2 separate regions of the Homo sapiens genome follow, and region 2 is linked to region 1. A link is a loop called in an ENCODE intact Hi-C map of the cell type or tissue named here. Cell type or tissue: MCF 10A. All regions are shown on one strand.

Region 1 (4,000 bases):
CTTATTTATATAGTTACACATCACTTTGACTTTTGAAGTAATTATTTTTTCTAAACTTCATAAAAATAAAAAAAAAACTTCATGGCATATGCAAAGCAATAAAGTTGAAATACAAAGTGTTTCATCAATTACCTGTTGTAAAAGCGCTAATTCATGGGGTCTTCTGATAGGTAATATTGCCTCATTAAAAGTTAATAAAAATAAATGTGACATCATGTTGACTTGAAGAAAAGTGGGTAGATTTCATTCACAGAGAGGGTCCCTGCCTTCCTCAGTGCTGTTGTCTGTGAAAGAGCCCTGAGGTCAGGGTTATTTTGTCAGTCATGGCTACAAAGGGACAGGGTGAAGGTGGGCTTGCAGAAAGAGAAAGAATATGCAGACACTTAGTCAGGGGCAGCTCACTTCTTGGGTTAATGGGAGTAAGCAAGTTTTTGTGAAGAAACTTGTCAAGGTCCTCATGTGCGGCCCCGTGGCTTGATCTCTACCTATCTCCACCCACTCTAAGTACATGATGCCACAAGTTCTAAAAGTAGTTGGATTTATCTGTTACCAGTTCGCAATATTTCACATGCCATTCTAACGTTTAAAAAAAAAAAATTGTGTGACTGATACCTAGGTACCGATCACCCAGGAGTGAAACGTTTCAAATATTACTGAAGCTGCCTATGTTTACAGTCTTTTATTTCATAGCAATATGCTATGAATATTCTTTGACTTGTGTCTTGTACAAGAGTTTCTCTAGGATATATACAGTTGGCAGTAAAATAGCTGTGTCATAGATAATCACATCTTCACCTTTGTGAGATACACCATATTGCTCTACACAGTGATTGTACCCATGTGTATTCAGCCCAGGAATACATATTAAGTTCCCCTGCTCCATATCGTCAACAATTCTTGCTATTACCAAACTTAATCATTTTTGTCAGCCTGATGAGTGTAAATGATATGTTTTTGTGGTCTCTGCTGATAAGGATAAGCATCTTTTTGTAGTTATTATTCATGCTGGTTTCTTCTTCTGTGAATTGCTACTTTCTTTTGCCTATTTTTCCATTGGGATGTTAATTCTTAGAAGTTCTGAAGCCTCTTTTTCCTGGCCGTACTTTGGCTTTTCAATTTGTTTATGGTGTTTTTATATGAACAGAGTTTATTGAGTTAAATGCAGTCAAAATTTATCAGTTTAGTCATTTTCGTGTAAGTTATCTTTCTATTCCCCATGGTCATAAAGATACTCTCATTTAAGTTTCGTGTTTAGGTCTTTTCTTTCACCTGAAGTTGATTTTTGTATATGATGTAAGGATCTAGTTTTTTAAAGATAATGAATTGCCCTAACATCATTTATTAATCCTTTCTCCAGTGATTTGCAGTGTAGCACAGGTGTTCATATGTATGGGTATGTTTCTTGGATCTGTTTTGTTCCATTGGCTTACATACCTGTTCCTGTGCTGGAGCCACGCTGCCTTCATTACCATAGCTTTATAATAAATATTGAAATGTGCTAAGTTGAGTCCTCAGACCTTGTTCTTCAAAATTGTCACTCTATTCCTGGCATTTTGCTCATTTGTTTGTTCGAGACGGAGTGTCTCACTGTCGCCTGGGCTGGAGTGCAATGGTGCAATTTCGGCTCACTGCAACCTCCGCCTCCTGGGTTCAAGTGATTCTCCTGCCTCGGCCTCCTGAGTAACTGGGATTACAGACGACTGCCACCACACCCAGCTAATTTTTGTTTTGTTTTGTTTTGTTTGCATTCTTAGTAGAGACAGGGTTTCACCAGGTTGGCCAGGCTTGTCTCCAACTCCTGACTTTGTGATTCACCCACCTCGGCCTCCCAAAGTGCTGGGATTACAGGCATGAGTCACCACACCGGCCTGCTCTTCTTTATAAATTTTAGAAGTAACTTGACAAGTGCCTCTCTCACACAATTCTATTATAATTTTTGCTGCAATTACATTTAATGTCTAGATTAATTTGGGAAGACTCAAAAAATTGGGGAAGGAAATTTCTACATGAAATTGAGTCTTCCCATCCACAAATTTAGTTTAGCTTTCTATTTACTTAGAACTTTTAAATTCCTTTCAATAATTTTATAACTTTCTCTATAAACATCCTATGCATTTTTATAAGGTTTATTTCTATAAACCCTATATTTTGTGTCCTAGTATAAATTATACTTTAAAAAATTACATTTTCTGTTGGTGATATATAGACATATAATTCATTTTTGTCTATTTTAATGTTAACATATTGATGAACATTAATTATATCTGAAAACGTGACTGTACACTCACTTGGTTTTCTATACACAATCGTATTTCTGTTAATAATCAAGTTTTCTTCTGCAGTCTGTAACAAATAGAATTAAGTTACTATAATGGACTGAAATGGTGGCTTTAAAAAAAAAGCCTTTTTGTTGGTTTCCTCATGTAGCAAAGTGCAGAGGTAAGTACCTACAGGGCAAGGTTTCTATTATTTCCTCAGCCTTTGCCTGAAAATCTAAGATGTCTTTTGCAACTCCAGCTGTATTGTGCCCAGTAGGCATCAGAAGAGAGGAAAGGGAAGGGAGCAGGAAGGATCTGTAACGGGAATCAGAGACATCAGGGATTCCCGGCATTCTCAGAAACCCTTCCTGTGTCTCATCTTTTGCCTCAGTGGCCAGAATTGTATCACATAGCCACCCTAGCTTCAAGGAAGGCTACGTGTGCAATTTTGAATCCAACTACATTGTCACTCCAAATAAAACTGAGGTTCCATCAGTAGGGAAGAAGAGAATGACTAGGAGTCTGCTCTTCTGTCAAAAAATGCCTTTGCTTCATTCATCATCTTGAACATTTTATCTATGTATATCTTAAAAAATTTATTTTAGTTTTCTTTCAGCCATATTCATATGGATTGCTGTTGTTTCTGTTGAAAAAATCTACAATCAATGAAATTAGTTCTGATTTGTTTATAATCTGTCACGTTTTCTAGACCTTAAGTTTTGCTTTGATATTCTAAAGTTTTACAACAATATGTTTGCATGTAACGTTTCTTTTGTTCTAGTTGCTTTTTATTCATTCTGATAATTGGTATAGTTCATCAATTCTGAAAATTCTTAGCCGTTTATCTTCTTCGATTGCTTCCCCTCCATTTTTTTCTATTCTTTTCTCCTTGAACTGTTAGTAAACATATTAGGCCTCATCATCCCTTTTCCTTGTTTATTCTTTGTGCATTCTATGTTTGTTTGTTTGTTTGTTTTCATCTTTCTTTTCACTGTTTCTGTCTTTGGCTGTTTCTAATCTGCCATTTAATGATTGTGTTTTGAATTTCATAGATTTTATTTTTCACTCTTTTTTATCTCAAAAAATTTAAGATCACGTCTTGTTTGTTGCCAGTATTTTAATTATATATTTACTTTTTTAAATATGTAAGCAGATTTTTAAAATATCAGAAATTGAGATGAATTATTTAATCTATTAGATTGTTAAAAATCATAATTTAATTGATAGGAGTTTTTTTAGATATTTAAAAATTGGGGCCTATTATAATACATGGTATCTTATATTTGGTGGAATACAATATGGTATTTGAGCATTCTAGTTTCTTCATCTCTTTTTTGACCTAATTCTGCTATTTTCCTTTTTTTTATTTTTTGAGAAGGAGTCTCAAATTTTCTGTTTCCAATTACTTTTAATGTTTCTTTTAGGTTCAGAGGTACATGTGCAGGTTTGCTATATAGGTATATTGCATGTCACAGGGGTTTTATATACAGATTATTTTAGCACCCAGGTAATAAGCATAGTATCCAATAGGTAATTTTTCAGTCCTTACCCTGCACCCTCAACTAGACATTGGCATCTGTTGTTCCCTTCTTTGTGTCTATGTGAACTCAACATTTCACTTCCACTTATAAGTGAGAACATGTAGTATTTGGTTTTCTGTTTTTGTGTTAGTTCACTTAGGATAATGGCCACCAGCTCCATCTATGTTGCTGCAAACGCATGATCTTGTTCTTTTTATGGCT
Region 2 (4,000 bases), 62 kb after region 1:
AGTTCCATTTTCTCTACATCCTCACCATTTTCCTTTTTTTTAAATAGCCATCATAATGAGTGTGAATTAGTATCTCATAGTGGTTTTGATTTGCACTTCCCTAATGATTAATGATGTTGAGCGTCTTTTCACGTGCTTATTGGTCAATTGTTTTGAGGTTTTTTGGAAAAATACCTACCCATATTCTTTGCCCTTTTTAAAAGTAGGTTATTTGCCTTTTGTATTGTTGGCTTCCAAGAGTTCTTTGTATGTTCTAGATACTAGACCTTTATCAGACATATGATTTCAAAATTTTTTAATGTGGACTGTCTTTTCACATATTTGATATTGTCCTTTGATGCACAGAAGTTTTTACTTGTGATAAAGTCAAATTTATTTATTTTTTTATTTAGTTACTTGTGATTTTCTATTCTTTTATAACACATTTTTATTGAAGTAAGATGCTGTTTATATTTTAAATTCTTCTTTGCTATAATATTGTATTTAATTACAAAAATTATTTATCAGTCTCAATTTACTTCTGATCCATTTGGAGTGCCAAATAACAGCCAAAGCAATTGTAGTTATAAATTAAAGGACACAATTCAGCAAGGAAAAATAAATTAAAAGAAAACAAAAGCATATTATTCTTTTACTTTTGCCATTAAACAACAAAAACATTTCTGATAATTTGTCAAATATTTGTCAAATTGTCTCCCAGTTATCTGTAATGTAGATAGCCTTCCTGGTAACCTGTCTTAAAAATAAATGATGTATTCGTTTCCTGTGGCTGCTACAACAAATTACCACAAACTTAGTGGCTTAAAACAACACAAATTTCTCCTCCTACAGTTCTGTAGTTCAGAAGTCTGAAATGGGTCTTGCTGGGCTAAAACAAGATGTCAGCAGACCTTTGATCCTTTCTGGAGGCTCTAGGGGACAATCTGTTTCCCAGCGTTTTCCAGCCTCTAGGCCACCCACATTTCTTGGCTTTTGGTTCTTCTCCTCTATCTTGGAAGCCAGCAATGTTGGGCCAAGTATTTGTCATATTACATCACTCTCACTTCCTCTTCTGCCTCCCTCTTTGACTTTTAAGGACCCTTCTGATTACATTGGGCCCACCTGGATAGTCCAGGATACTCTCCCTATTTTAAGGTCAGCTGATTAGGAAACTTAATTTCATCTGCAACCTTAATTCCCCATGTGCCATGTAACATATATATTCACGGGTTCCAGGGATTAGAAGGTAGACATCTTTGGGCAGCTCTTATTCTGTGTACCACAGGTGACTTTACTGGTGTCCTGTTGTACTGAAGCTAGGGACTGCAGTACATCTGTTGACAAATGATGAATTTGAAAGTACTCAAAAAGAGAGAGAGACTATAGGTAACTTTGTTCTTGCCTTTACAACCCTTTTTGGATAGGAGCACAGACCATAAAGGCAGGGAAATTAGCAGATATGCATGTTATTGATTCCTGATTATAATGGCTAAACTAGACGTTTCTGTTTTTCCAATACTAGAAGAAAGCAGCTTAGAAATTTGGCATTATGGATAGCAGTCTTAAAACTCCTTTTCTTAAAATGGAGCTTACGGACAGGGGCTTTCTGTAAAGGCAGCATGTACAGTAGAGTGAGCAGAGGCTTTGGAGTTAAGGGGACCAGGGAACAGGTTTCAGCTCATCCACCGTATTAGAAAAGTCCAATATTGAGATACAGAATTCAACCACATCCCCCCAAAATTAGATTTTCATGAATAGGTACAAAACTTTATGTAGTAGCATATCTCGAATATCTCTAACACACAGATTGAAACTTTTTTAAAATGAGAAAAATTAGTGCTTAAAATGTCTAAAGTAGTTTAAAGACATTTAGTTATGCTGTTTACTAAATGGTAATGGCTTTAGGAACACATGTTAGATGCATGAATTTAAAAATCAATTTGTTCATGTGATGCTGGAAATAAAAGGATTCTCCCTATCCAGTGCTGTTAGAAGCCACCACTAAGACGATGACAGTGAATTCTGTTAGGCCTTTTCCTTGATTAAAAGGAAAGTGAGACAGCAGACAGGCTGACTTGTTTACTGCTAAGCTTCCTATCCTGGCTCTCCTGCCCACATTTTCTTTTCTAAGTCATCTATTGCCACATGTAGACAGAAGGGGGAAAAGACTCTAATCTAAAAATGAATAGAGTAGCATGTCAGTGCTCCCGGTGATGTACATAAAAACCTGAATTTTTCTGTTTCTATGTGCATCAGGCTGTCTCTTGCCCTAGGTTGTCTGGATTGTAAAAACTAAGATTATTATTAAAGAGGGCAGCAAGCCATTTAGGAAGTGCCCTGTCTCCCTGTGACAAAAGCTTTGCAGCTAAGCACAGTAATTTATGTTGATAAATTGCAGCTGTCAGAGTGTTCACAGTGCTTCATGGGATATGTTTCTAACTTTGCATTTCTTGTTCATGCATTCCAATATATGGACTTCTCTTTAAAAAATAAAATACCAGAGCAAGTCTTCGGAAGTATTCCCTAAATTGTCACGACCTAGTTTGGATAAGATTAAACTAAGGTAAAAATGATAATAAGATAATAAGAATGATTATTATGAGTGTATTTTTTTTTTCTTTTCAAAGTCTGTAAGGATCTTAAGGTGGAAAGAAATGTTAGAGAAACTGGCCATTATTTGAAAGACTTAAGTTTCCAAGGAAAGAAAACAAAATGTCAGTAAAGTGGAAAAATTGGTTCCAAAGCACAGGGAAATACATACATATTAACAAAACAGGCCAGGCACAGTGGCTCACGCCTGTAATCCCAGCACTTTGGGAGGCCAAGACAGTTGGATCACTTGAGCTCAGGAGTTCAAGACCAGCCTGGACAACATGGCAAAACTCCATCTCTACAAAAATTAGCTGGGTGTGGTGGTGCACACCTATAGTCCCAGCTACCCCGGAGGCTGAGGTGGGAGGATCACTTGAGCCCAGCAGTGAGCCGAGACTGTGCCACTGGACTGTAGCCTGGGCAACAGGCCAAAACTCTGTCTCAAAAAAACAAAGAAGAAAAACAAAACAAAACAAAAAATGGAAAGGCAAGGTAGTTAAAAGGTTACTGAAAAAGGCAATGGAAAGGGCACAAAAATAGAACAGATTAAGTTCTACATATGACGGTGTCATGCCTAGTGCAACAGGAAAAAAAAGTGATAGATAAAATCTACATTCAAATAAGAGCCTCCAAGCCTCAGTTCTAATCCCTGTTTTGCCACTGTATCCATTAGCTGTTGCTACAAAGATACTGTGTTTCATACTTCCTCAAAGCTCTGTGGTCCATAACAGTCATTTACTTGACTGCAGGGCAGTGCAGGTAAGATTTGGTTCATCTAAAGCTGAACTTCTGTACACAGCACCTGGTGCGTCATTGCTCTGCCTCTTAAAATAGATGTTTGGGTGTCTGACTGGCCATGCTCTTTAAGTCTCTGTTTGGACTTGGAGCTAACTTCTTCTCAAGGCAGTGGCAAACACTTAAGACAGCAAGCAGAAACATACAAAGTCCCCAAAGGCCTGGCTTCTGACCTGGCAATCTATCCTCTTTGGTCATATACCCAAATCAGTCATATGGCCGGCCCCACATCAAGAGACAGAGGAGTACACGCTGCTCACAAAGAGAACTCCTGAGAAATTGGACCTAACGTTGTACCTAAGAAAGCCTCCACGAAAGAAGGATAATATAGTTAAATTGATATTCTTATTTAAGTGAAATTCTTGAAACTCTAGGTCTTCAATAAACTTCAATAATAATGCATCAGAAATCTCAACCGAAGGAATGGATATTCTAGCTTTTACCCTCTACACTCCATTCCCTAATTTTTATACTCAAAAAGTGATCAACTTGTGGAAACCACATTACTTTTATTCTTTTCTTAAATTTGTCAGCTTTCACATATAGCTGTAGATATTTGAAAATATTTGTTGGAGACATGAGTGAATCAAGCTATCTTAGTCACAAGAGCTGAGCTCAGTGCTTTCCCAACCAA

What was found. Hi-C counts contacts between places; a loop is a spot of excess contacts. Peaks named below come from ENCODE experiments on the same cell type or tissue, not always from the same donor. Only the 100,000 strongest peaks of a DNase experiment are listed, where the experiment ranks them.
Region 2: a loop joins it to region 1, with 4 times the contacts of the local background. A loop is called at or near these places in 1 of 110 quality-filtered maps.

Annotation. Positions count from the first base shown.
Region 1 is chr7:144,542,392-144,546,391 of GRCh38, reverse strand. All of the region lies in intron 8 of TPK1 (thiamin pyrophosphokinase 1), which reads left to right. Among named protein-coding and RNA genes, the nearest start is that of NOBOX, 140 kb to the right of the region's middle. In MCF 10A, no CTCF peak of the experiment used is centred here; a DNase peak (open chromatin) is centred at 1,811.
Region 2 is chr7:144,480,358-144,484,357 of GRCh38, reverse strand. The region is part of intron 8 of TPK1 (thiamin pyrophosphokinase 1); the gene reads left to right. Among named protein-coding and RNA genes, the nearest start is that of NOBOX, 79 kb to the right of the region's middle. In MCF 10A, no CTCF peak of the experiment used is centred here; no DNase peak of the experiment used is centred here.